Linked DNA regions of Homo sapiens: region 2 is linked to region 1. A link is an interaction called in ENCODE POLR2A ChIA-PET data of the cell type or tissue named here. Cell type or tissue: PC-9. All regions are shown on one strand. Links, peaks and the distances in the headings refer to the core of each region. The heading gives the core; the rest is flanking DNA. Region 1 has its middle 180 kb from the start of THOC2. Region 2 overlaps THOC2 (THO complex subunit 2).

Region 1 (6,552 bases), core at 690-5,689:
ACCAGGAAAAAAAAATCCACGACCTGCTGAGGTGCTTGCTGAAGGCAAGGGAAATACAGAATGAGTAGTAGAAGAAGGTAATCATCAATACCAGCAACGACTACGTGACCAGCTGCAGAAATGAGGACTATAATTGTATTTCTTCCTTCTTTTGTTAAAAACATGTTTGTGCATGTATACACTTGTACTAAGAAAATACCTTCATTTTATTTCCTTTCTCCTTTATCATGTGACATAAGATTTATCAACTTCACATCAGCATTTAAGTATTGTTAACTTTATGTAATAGTATTTGGGTTGGGGATTGGTGCATTTCTGGTTGTATGAAGGATAGTTGTATTATGTTAGGCATAATTATGACCTTATTATTGTCTTTATTTGAAAATTAGGTATGATCTCAGGAGATGTATATGGGTTCAAGTTGACAAGGGGTGGTTAATACTGAGTGTCAACTTGATTGGACTGAAGGATACAAAGTATTGATCCTGGGTGCATCTGTGAGGGTGTTGCCAAAGAAGATTAATATTTGAGCCAGTGGGCTGGGAAAGGCAGACCCACCCTTAATCTGGGTGGGCACAATCTAATCAGCTGCCAGCACAGCCAGAATATAAGCAGGCAGAAAAATGTGAAAAGAGAGACTGGCCTAGCCTCCCAGCCTACATCTTTCTCCCATGCTGGATGCTTCTTGCCCTCGAACATCAGACTCCAAGTTCTTCGGTTTTGGAACTTGGACTGGCTCTCCTTGCTCCTCAGCCTGAAGATGGCCTATTGTGGGACCTTGTGATCGTGTGAGTTAATACTTAATAAACTCATATATATATATATATACATATAAATATGAGTTTATATATATAAATATATATAAATATGAGTTTATATATATAAATATATATAAATATGAGTTTATATATATAAATATATATAAATATGAGTTTATATATATAAATATATATAAATATGAGTTTATATATATAAATATATATAAATATATATAAATATGAGTTTATATATATAAATATATATAAATATATATAAATATGAGTTTATATATAAATATATATAAATATGAGTTTATATATATAAATATATATAAATATGAGTTTATATATATAAATATATATAAATATGAGTTTATATATAAATATGAGTTTATATATATAAATATATAAATATATATATAAATATATATATATATTCCATTAGCTCTGTCCCTCTAAGAGAACCCTGACTAACACACTAATGAAGTCCACAGCTCCTATCAAGAGGCATTTTCCAGATAGCTGTGCTCCTCATATTCTGGTAACCACTCATATTAGGTTGGTGCAAAAGTAATTGCGGTTTTTGTCATTAAAAGTAATGGCTTCTAATGACAAAAGTAGCTTCCTCTACTTGCCCATTTGGACAAGTAGATGCAACAACTTCTCCACTGCTGCTAGCCCTAAAGTCCTTGTACTATCCTTTGCTGATTCCTCTAAACATTCCCATACCTTTATTAAACTCTTCTCAACCTACTCAGATTGTGCCAACTATTTCTAGCTGGAATCTTTACTGATACATACACATTTAGATGGACATTATATCTTTAAAGATTCGGGCTTGCACTGTGGCCCTGCTAGAGATAATGATTCTAAACCCAGGTACAACAATGTCTTCCCCCTCTCTCCCTTAAATGCACTAACAGTGTTATCTCAAACCCCAAAGTATACCAAAGTCTTCTAAAAAAGAAACTAAAAATAAAAACAAAATCAAGAAGCAAGTATGAAAGAGTTTTCAAAAAGTTTTAAGCAGGGTCCAAAAATTTTTCATCAGAAAAAATACACAGTATTGCAGAGTTAACAAAAAGCAATATTTTTTAGTTAATCCCTACTATCTCAAAAAGCACAAGGGTAAAGATCTGTTCACTTGCTGTACCCAGGAGATCTTACACCTAACTGAGAAAGTCACAGATGATCACAACATAGTCATTCCTAACCCTATTTCTCCCCTACCCATTCTACTACTGCAGAAAATAAAAGACCTTAGCCTGCTCCTATTTTAGAACTGCAGATGGATAAAGAACAGACACAAAATGAAAAATGTATTTTTTCAGAATTAGCATCATCATGAGGTTTTACCGTACTTTCAAATTCAGATGATACCAGGTGGCAGGTCCAGTACAAGGGGGATCTTGAGAACCTTCACTGACAAATATGGTAGGGCAATGTCTTGGTTTGGGCTGGACTTTGGTTTGAATGTGTCCCCTAAAGTTCATGTGTTAGAAACTTAATCCCCAATACAACAGTGTTGGGAGATGGGGCCTAATAAGTGGGCAGAGCCCTCATGAATGTCAATATCACAGGAATGGGTTAGTTATTGCAAGAGTGGGCTTATTATAAAAGCAAGTTCAGCCCCCTCTTACTCTCTTGCCCTTCTGACTTCCACCATGGGATGATGTAGCATGAAGGCCCTCACCAGATGCAGACCCTTAAGCTTGGACTTCCCAGCCTTTAGAACTGTGAGAAATATTTTTTTTATTTATAAATTACCCAGCTTGTGGTATTCCGATAGAGCTACACTAAACAGACTAAGAGAGGATGTGATAACAAAATACCATAGACTGAGTGGCTCAAACAACAAACATTTATTTTTCATACTCTGGAAGCTGGGGGGGTCCAAGATCAAGGCACTGGCAGATCCAGTGTCTGGTAAAGGCCTACTTCCTGCTTTGCAGATGGCTGTCTTTTCATTATATCCTCACATAGTGAAAAGAGAGTTAGCTACCTCTTCTTAAACGACTCTTCTTAAAAGGGCACAAATCTCATTCATGAGGGCTCCACCCTCATGACCTAATCACCTCCCAAAGGTTCCACCTCCAAATACTATCACATTGGGATTAGATTTTCAACAGATGAGTTTGAGGGGACAAACATTCAGTCCATTGCAGACAGTGTTATGGATACTGTGGACTGGTTCACTCAACCTTCATTCCCATTTCCTTCTAGTGCACCTTCTGTGCTGCAAAGACTAGAAAACTGAAAATTGCATTTCACGGACTCTTTTACAGCTAAAATGCTCAATGTAAAATGGCTTGTATTAATTAGGTACATTTTTGTGAGACTTGGAAAGCAGAAATCATGCCAAGGCCACTTTCTCTCCCCTTTTAGACTCTCTTACCCTGGCAATTGAGGTCATGTAGACATGGGAATGTTCTGCAGCTGTGTGCCAGCAACTAGTCTCCAGCTTCCTGGGTGTCAGCTGTGGTGCTATGCTCTTGAATTCAAGCATTCCAGTGGTGGTCTCAGAAGTAGTAGCCAATTGGTGGATCAGTTCTATAAGATTCTAGGAGCCATTTCTTCAGGCCCAGCCTAGAGCCTACTCTTCCAATCCTTCCAAAGATTTTTTAAACTATCTAATTTCCTTATTAAATTCCTTTTTACTTAAAGTACTTAAAGTGATCTCTGTTTCTTACACTGAATCCTGACAGGTATAGGCAGCCAAATTCAGGGTCTACAATTTTTTACCAATTCCCCTCAAGATCTGAGTCTGGAAAAATATGGCTTATAGACAGGGGCCTTTTAGATAACAGCTGGTTAACAGACAGGAAAAATTTTTTATCCATCATCAGACTGAGTCACAGATACCGGCATCCTTCCCTTGGTTGATGCCAATACTAAATGTAAATACATGGGTAGTGGAAGGAGCAGAGACGAAGAGAGCTGTGAAGGTAGCACTAAGTGCCTACTATGTGTTAGATACTGACCTAGACATTTTCACACATACTCATTTAATTCTTAACAGTTCTGGAAGTTAAATACAGTTATCCCCAATTAATCCAACCCTTCACATACACATTTCTGGGTTTAGTGTGTTCATTACCCTTGGGTTTATTTCGCTGTTAAAATAAAACACCTAGCTGGGCACAGTGGCTCACACCTGTAATTCCAGCACTTTGGGAGGCCGAGGTGGGTGGATCACCTGAGGTCAGGAGTTCGAGACCAGCCTGGCCAATCAACATGGTGAGACTCCATCTGTACTAAAAATTTAAAAAAATTAGCCTGATGTGGTGGCGCCCACCTGTAATTCCAGCTACTCAGAAGGCTGAGACGGGAGAATCGCTTGAACCCAGGAGGTAGAGGTTGCAGTGAGCCCAGATTGTGCCACTGCACTCCAATCTGGGTGACAGAGTAAGACTCCTTCTCATAAATAAATAAAATAAAATAAAATAAAATAAAATAAAAATAATTTTTAAAAAAATACCTTATCTAGCATGGGGATTCAGATGGTGGGTAGGTCTAGATTCTAAGCCACTCTGTGAGGACCTCAGTTGTAGAAGTTTGCAACTTTCTATCAGGTGCTCTGCAGGTAACATAACTTGGTTTCAGTCTTTGTGTCTACTTATTTCTGCCTTGCTACCAACTTATAAATTTCCTTTGTGTCATGAGTCAAATGTCCTGGGGAAATAAACTGTACTTGTTCATCTTAAGGCTGGGTCACAGGAGTCAGCTGCCAGCATTTGCATGGGCAACATCCCTCAAAGACAGGCACCTATCCCTCGTGCAATTAGCTGTGACTGAGAGGAGAAGTTCCACATCCTGGTGACTACTCAGCAAAAGGATGGATAGGGAAGACTAGATTTTGGCATCTCTTGAAAAATCAGACTATTTGGAAACAATGACCCTATATTTCCACAGGCAACAGGGGGAAGGAACTCCCTTAATATTGTAATGTGAAGCTTATCACTTATTTATGTTAATTACCTGGCTTTTTTAGAGATTTGAGTTTGAGAACTCCTAAATTCCTTCCAGCTTTAATCTTCAAGATTCTGTATTCTTCTGGATTCCTTTACACTGAAAGCATTGCAGATTGACGTGGGCCTCATTGAACAAATAATTTGGAAATGAGCCAGAAGTGCATTTTATTTATCCACCAATTTGATTTTATAAATAGGAACTCTACATTTCCATACTATAAAGCCATTTATTCTCCTCTACTAGAATTGCTATAATTCTCAATATGCCATGTATTATCATCATCCTGTCAAAATGAAAATCTCACAGAGAGCCTGTGAAGGTCTTATCAAATCAAGTGGAAGTGATTAAGGACAGTAGAAAAAAATATAACAATTATATATACACTATTAAATAATGCAAAGGATGAGGATTCAACTAGTCTCAGATTTTTAGAAGGTTTGCGATTAGATATTTTGTTGACTCAATAGCAAATTATTAATTCATTAAATGATTAAGCAATTTATCAAAACTGTGAATGACAAAGCAATCAGAGACTGGGATAATCAGACTCCAAGTCTGTTCTTTGTGTAAAATTCAAATGCACCCAGCACAATACAATTTTGTACTTAATGCCATTCATCTAATCAGCATATTTCTGCTCCAATGTGAGATCTTTGTTTGAACATGATATGCAACAGATATGGAAACCACAAAAATTTCATTTATATAATCATAACAAGCACGTTATCATGGTTGTCAAAATTAATGAAACCTAATTCGCTATATTTTCTAAACTTAAAATTGACACAAAACATTTTTGTGAAAGGCAAAAATGCTAAAGAATCACAGAAATAAGTATAAAAGTGAATCTTTTTAAATGCCTACATCTTGTTTAGGTTAGAGAGCTAACTAATATTGATTATGACAGGTTAGATCCCCTACATTTTAAACGATCAATTGAATACGAACATTCACTCTGTGAACATCTTAACCTTTGGCTTCTTTTAAGTAATAATGAGCCCCCCTAGTGCAATTACAATAAAAGTCAACTTGTGAAACTTCCATTAACACACTACTTCTCAGGAAAACATGCTTTTCTAAGACAAGGGACGCCTTTATTTCAGATTACGCGGTCATCTTGATCATCCTCCAGTTAGAGCAAGAGTTCTGCCTATAAAAGTGCTTCTCAAACTATAGTGTACATCAGAAACATTTGGAGAGCCCGTTAGACATGCAGATTCTGGGGCTTCACCCTGATCTTGATTCAAAAGGTCTCAGCAAGGTCTGAAAAATCTGCATTTTTCACAAGTATCCTACGTAGTTCTGCTGTAGCTGATTCAAGGACTATACCTTGAGAAACATTGACCTACACAGTATTTTCTTTCTCCCTTTGCATTATGTTGTTTTGAATCATCGCATTATAAATCTTTCCAGTATCTCTTTTGATTGCTTTTTGCACACCCTAATGACCTCCACTAATTCCCTGGGTCTCACCACATCTCATTAGCCTGAACTGGAAGAAGTTAGAATTTCTACATTTTCTTTCCCCATATTCATACCTTTCAGGCCTTCACACATGTGCATCTCCTTTGAAAGCAACAATTAGCCGTATCCTTCTGGAAAGCTTCCAGTCTTCCTAAGCCAATCAGATTCCCAAGGGTTTCAGAGCAGGAGCTCTTCAAGTAAATACATAGGTGTTGCTTCTTTCACTCAAACCACCCTGTTACCTAGGAGAGCTCCTCTATGACTTTGGTGCTCTCAACACTACTCCACAGAGTGGACCAAATAAAACAAAGGACAAAGAGCTCAATCCTGTCTATTTAAAATCTTATTAGCAGCTGAA
Region 2 (6,552 bases), core at 468-5,467, 76 kb after region 1:
AGCATCAATTGCTGAAAAAATACATCGAGGAAATATACACAGCTGTAGAAATTTTGTGATGGTCTCATTTTTGGTAGATTCTAAAAATAAAGGAAGAATATATTAAGTGGTAAACTTCTTCCCCAAGTGCCTCAAAGCCACTAAACATGACAACATATTACCTTTAGTGAAGAGAATACTATAAACCACAAACTATTTATAGTTTGTAACCAAATGTCATGCCTGGTCATGATTATCATTTTTACTATGTGGACCTTTTTTTCTATGATTTCTCCAGAAATATGTTTTATACAGAAAAGCTGAATGACAAGCTGCCAATATGTAGTTAAAAGTTAATTAACTTCACCAGCAAACTATATCAGTTCCTCCAGTGAACATGAAGTTGATTCTGCATTAACAAATAACCAAAGAATGGGATAGGGAACACTGAGTTGAAATACAAACATAATACACTTTAACACCTCTAAAGTTATAATGTTTTGTTTTCTGTAATTTACCAGCATCAGGAACCTAACAATTCCAACAACTTACTTGCTAAAAGCCAGTTGTCCTTTTCCAGTTTCAATCTCTGTAGAACTCTCTGTACATGTTCCATCTGTTTCTTTTCTTCTTCAAGAAGCTTGTCCTGAAGGGCAGTACAGCGCTCCTTCTCTTTTTTCTTTTTATTTGGGGGCTACAAAGAATTCAATTAGACACTTTTCTAACTATATGCACATTACCTTTCTTCTTTTAATTGAAAAGTTTAAAGAGATAAAGGCTGATAGTTTATAACTACTTTAACATGAATATAGGTCCACTTGAACGTGCTACTTTTATCTCCATTCAACACACTCATAACACTGTCATGGCATCTTCATACACCATCAGAACAGGCTACATTTGCAACACTGACACTATTAGTCTCAGGCATGGTGTCATCTTTGACTCTTCCCTCTCCTTTATATCAAGACTGGTTTACAAGCCTTGTACACTGCCACTACCTCCATCAGTCTATGCTCTCACAATAGACTGCCCAAAAAGCCACCTAGCTGGTCTTTAGCCTAATGCTAGTCAAAAAGCATCTTTCATACTGCTGTCATGAGTAATCTTTTTTAAGTACCATTTTTTACATTACTATCCTGCTCAGGAATCTAAAATAGCTCTCAATTTTACCAAGTCTACTTTTCTCCCTGACTTCCAATGCCTACATAATCTGGCCCCATCATAACTATTCATATGAATCACTAAGTACATTCACTACATGAAAGTGAATCAGTAAAAGTGGTCTCCCTAAACCTCAATCTACTTCCTGTCTTTGCTGGAACCCTATGGTGACCTCCCTATCTGCTTCCATATTTCCAAACCTAATCTACCTTCAAGGCCTGTCCATTTCAAGACTCGGCTTCTCAATAGTCTTCTCCTAAAGAACTCTCCTCTTGAGAACTACTGCTCTTGCTATTAGAGTCACATGAATCACTTTAAGTTACTAGCATAGTCGTCAGTAGAAAAGGACACTCAAATAATTTTTGATTAATCATAACCTCCACCTAGTCACCAAACTCCTGGCCCCCCACTCAGAAGTAACTATTAAACCCCATTTAAGAAAATATTATATAGCAACAAGATCACTGTTTTAAGGAACCAGAGCTAAAACAATTTCAAAATATAGGTAACATTGAATACCATAAAGTTATTGCACTTGAACTACTAGAACAAAAACCTACCATTTCCTGATTGTCATCAATTGCTTTCATCTGGACTTTAAGTTTATTGACTTCTCGTTCATAGCTGGTGTGTGGAACTGCAAGGTCATACATTGTCAATGACCAGAATGTAGCATAGAATTGAGGGCTGATGTCATCCCAGACTTTGGAAACATGTAAGGAGACCACTGCTTCATGGACAGGCGCCATCACCATCTCACATGATGTAATGTACTTATGAACTTTATGTTGCTGTTTACTTCCCTTTTCTGATTTTTTAAGTTCATCATACTTTGACTGTAGATAAAAAGTAAAAATACATACATACATACACACACAACATAATTTATAGCTTTGACTTTCATGGCATAAAAATCTATATTCCCTTCTAAAGAATCAAAAGATGACCAATCTCAAAACTGTTGTAGAAATTCTAGTTTCTTATGAACAACGTTTATTTTAAGATAAATCATCTCTGGAAGCTATTCCAGTCTTTAGTACTGTGTGCCAACTAGGAGATTCTCAGAGGGTTCTTATCTAATCTGACCTGTTGAGTAAAGTGAACAGGGTATATGCATGTTCTCCTCTTTCATTCCCCCACCCTACTCCCTCTTGCTGCTGTATCAGGGATTGAACATGTAGGGTTTCCAGTCCTGCTTTTGAGATATTCAAGGGAACAAATAGAAGGTCTTAACATGAGAAAAGAGGAAGAATGGAACTAGTAATAGCCAACTAGGACAGAATGTAGTATCACTACATGCAGACCCTACCAACTGTTAAAATTTGTCAATTAAAAAGCTGGATCAAGAGACCAAGGCGGGCAGATCACTTGAGATCAGGAGTTTGAGACCAGCCTGGCCAGCATGTCAAAACCCCATCTCTACAAAAAATTAGCCAGGCGTGGTGGCGCAGGCCTGTAATCCCAGCTACTTGGGAGGCTGAGGTGAGAGGATCACTTGAACCCCAGAGGCAGAAGTTGCAGTGAGCTGAGATCATGCCCCTTCACTCCAGACTGGATGACAGAAGGAGACTGTCTCAAAAAATAAAAATTAAAAAAAAAAAAAAAGCTGGATCAACACTAAGAAAAGTTATGAGAAATTTGTTTTAAGACTGCTAAGTAGGGTGACCAATTGTCAGGGTTTGCTGGGGATTCAGGGATTTCTGAGGATTTAAGACTTCAGTGCTAAAACTGGGAACATCCCAGGCAAACCAGGACCAACTGGTTACTCTACTGCTAAGCCAAATAAATTTTTCTGTGAAAAGCTGTGGTATATTGAAGTTTAAAGCATGTGAGAACTGATGCTGCAGCTTCTTTCGTTTGACTGGTTTATCCTAATTTGGGGGAAAAAACAGAGGAATGCCATATTCTTAATTGTATGAGGAAAAAAAATTGTTAGTACAATGGGAGGGGCTGCAGAGATGTGTATGCCAAATATATTATACATATATATACACACACAAAAATATATATATTTTTTCTATATATTCTATATATATGAAGATAACATATATATGAACATATATATTATACATGAACACACACACACACACACACACACACACACACACACACACATATATATGAAGATAACACAGAGTTGCTGCTATTGTTTCACATCCTTCAGTCTCTTTAGGATGAAAGAGCTCTCATCCAGAAAATTTTGTTTAAGTTAGGTATCACCCTTCATACGAACCTAAAGGAAGTCCTAAAACTAGTTACTTCCTTACGTTAGAAAATCACTTAAATCATTCTATTTGTGCTAAACACGTAACCCAAAACGAGATGATCAAAGGTTCTGCTTCCAGTTCTACACTGTGATAGGCAAAAGAGTCTCAGCTCCTTACAGCTCAGTTACCTGCCTTCCTTCCTGAGTGCTCAATTTTACAATTGTTCTAGAATTTTACAATTGTTCTAGAAGTGGGAAGATTTATGCTCTGTTATCCCCATTTTAGAGAGCATGCTGACAACCACTGAGACCACGTAAGTGACAAAGCTACAAAGAACATTAGTTACGAAAAAGGAGTCCCAATTGCATCAGAAACCTGAGGGAATAGCAGTTGGGAAAACAGAGAGTGTTTTTTAATTTAGAGGACAGGTCTTATTGAAGGTAACTAATATGAATCTAGATGAGCAGAATGACTTCTGCTAAGGTTCTAACAAAACGGGATAAAATAGGGCTGACATTATCTGCATAAAAGACAGCCTAATTACCTGTTCTGGGCAAGATCTAGAATATGAACTAGGTTAAAAGCCTATCTTTCAGACCTGTGTCTCAAGGTGGACCACAACCTCAACAATTAAAACTAAAAATTAGTTTATAGGTATGAGAGGGTTACATGATAGCTCCAATCTCCCCAGTCCTCTGGGTCTGAATCTGTGATTTCTATTGCTAGGAACCCCATAGTCACTATCTAGTTAGAAAAATAGGCTTGGTCAGAAAAGAAGGCTATACTTCGTATTTACCCAAGATGAATATGTCCTTGTCTAAAGTCAGTTTAACTCCCACTTCAAGTTCACACCTTCAGTCAAATGAAGAGACATAACAGTTCTACATTTCAAATTGCCTGGGGAACTAGACTTATGGAATAGAACTGATATCCACAATTATTGCTGTACTTCTCACTATTGTTCAAAAATCTCGTCTCAAGAATCTGAGCAGGCCAGGCACAGTGGCTCATGCCTATAATGCCAGCACTTTGGGAGGCCAAGGCAGGCGGATCACCTGAGGTCAGGAGTTTGAGACCAGCCTGGCCAACATGGTGAAATCTCATCTCTTCTAAAAATACAAAAATTAGCTGGGTGTGGTGGCGGGCACCTGTAATCCCAGCTACTTGGGAGCCTGGGATAGGAGTATCGCTTGAACCCGGGAGGTGGAAGTTGCAGTGAGCTGAGATTGCGCCACTGCACTCCAGCCTGGAAGACAGAGCGAGACTCCATCTCAAAAAAAAAAAAAAAAAAAAAAAAAAAATCTGGGCAGCGTTTGGCTGAATTATCCTCAAGAGAGCCTGCTGATAGTTTATAGAGGGGACATAGCAATCACCTAATATACATTTTCACTCTCTCAACGAAGGCTCTTCAACAGAGGCTTTCACTCAAGAAGCAAAAGCAAGGATCCCCAGGACAGCTTGGATGCCCATCCAGCACAACCACAAGATTGCTGGGAAACACCTTTTCCAGAGAGTGGCATGCTGCCTACAGATAAAAGACTTATATCTGACTTGGCTATACAGCCACTTTCATTTAGTTTTCTGTTTTCTTCCAAGCCTGAGAGGGAAATGCCATTTCTTTGTTTAGGTTTTTGTATCTCTTAAAAGACAAAGGTAATATTTTACACAAGTAAGAGAGAAAAAGTAGCTTGAATGACCTGCTCCATTTTCTGAGCTGGAAAAGTTCAGCCAACCACAGACAACCAGGTGTTCCTGTTTGCTAGGATTCCATATTGCTGATTAGTGTGTTCACTTAGCACAGGGCAGGTCAGAATTCCTAAGATGAAGAAATTCTCCCACCTCTGTCTGTCAAGAAATCAGGTACCCTCTTGCACAGCTGAGACTGATCTACCATGGGGTGTGACAACAGTAAGACGTTACACAAAGACGGCAAACAATTCTCTGGATTGAGAGGATCTAAAGGGGAAGAAGCAGCCTAACACCACTCCCTTATTGTCTTTTTCCCTTCAGAGTGTATACATAACACAGGAATTTCTGCATAGTGCTAACAAAGTGATAATTAAATCAAGTAGCAGTTAGTTAGGAAAGAAGTGGGAGACTGTAGCAGTTGATATGTAAACACTAACAGCAGATGTTTGATTAAATGATCAATTAGACTCCAAATTTCTCATCACCTTTTTTGTATACCTCTACCACACAGCTTCGTACCCCTATTGGAAACAAAGAAGGGATCCTAGTTTAGGGCCAAGACCTTCCCCCAAAATCTGTAGTGATATGTACTTACAGATAAAACCGTTAAGAAATAATTTGGATCGTTCTTGAGCGGCAGCAAAGACACTTGTACTTACCGAAATATGATGGGCATACATTGGCCTAGACAGGAAAAATGCTGCATCATGGGGTGTATGAAATTCATTACAGAGTACATCAATTGAAGGCACTCGCTTTATATAATCTTCTGTGCTCAGATTAGATGCTAAAAACCCACCAAACTGCACCAGGGTATCATGACACTAAATTTAAAAAATAAGACAAAATCAACATATTTTCCAAAGTGATTAAGAAGTCATTTTAGGAATATTTTAACAATTAAGAATCCAAATTTTATAACTTAAAAGGACTTTAGAGACTATCTACAAGTATAACCACATGACCATATTACAAAAAAAGATGCCAAGGCCCTGACAGGTTGACTAATCCAAGGTTTTACTAGCCAACTAGGTCTCTTAAATGTCAAGCTGTTGTTCATCACTTTTAGTAGAATATATTTACCTAAATCAAATAAAATAATAACCATAGGCAAACAGAAGTCAATTCCTTTGCCCTTAAAAGAAGAAAACTTTATTTACAGAATATATTTATAAATATTAAGTACCAAAACCTAAGATTAGCCCACAAAATGTGTTTAACTATCATCAACTATAACACAAAGAAAAAGAGAGACAGCAACCCAGCCTGGGCAACACGGCAGAGGCCCGACTCTACAAAAAAAATCTAAAAATTAGCCAGGTGTGGTGGTGCATGCCTATAATCCCCAGCTACTCGGGAGGCTGAGGTAGACTGATCACTTGAGCCAGGGAGGTCAAGGCTACAGTGAGCTGAGATCATGCACTGCACTCTAGCCTGGGTAACAGAGTGAGGCTTTGTCTCAAAAAAAAAAAAAAAAAAAAAAAAAGGGAAAAGAGAGTGAGCATGCACAAGT

Evidence for each region. Peaks named below come from ENCODE experiments on the same cell type or tissue, not always from the same donor. Only the 100,000 strongest peaks of a DNase experiment are listed, where the experiment ranks them.
Region 2: POLR2A ChIA-PET joins it to region 1 with 10 read pairs; 2 of 35 experiments call an interaction of 5 or more read pairs at or near these places.

Annotation. Positions count from the first base shown.
Region 1 is chrX:123,549,694-123,556,245 of GRCh38, forward strand. No RefSeq gene overlaps it. Among named protein-coding and RNA genes, the nearest start is that of THOC2, 180 kb to the right of the region's middle. In PC-9, for the core only: no CTCF peak of the experiment used is centred there; no DNase peak of the experiment used is centred there.
Region 2 is chrX:123,625,990-123,632,541 of GRCh38, forward strand. It overlaps THOC2 (THO complex subunit 2), which reads right to left. Exons shown (of 39, transcript NM_001081550.2): 22 at 5,699-5,863; 23 at 1,704-1,979; 24 at 532-673; 25 at 1-80. Among named protein-coding and RNA genes, the nearest start is that of THOC2, 100 kb to the right of the region's middle. In PC-9, for the core only: no CTCF peak of the experiment used is centred there; no DNase peak of the experiment used is centred there; H3K27ac peaks cover 683 bases.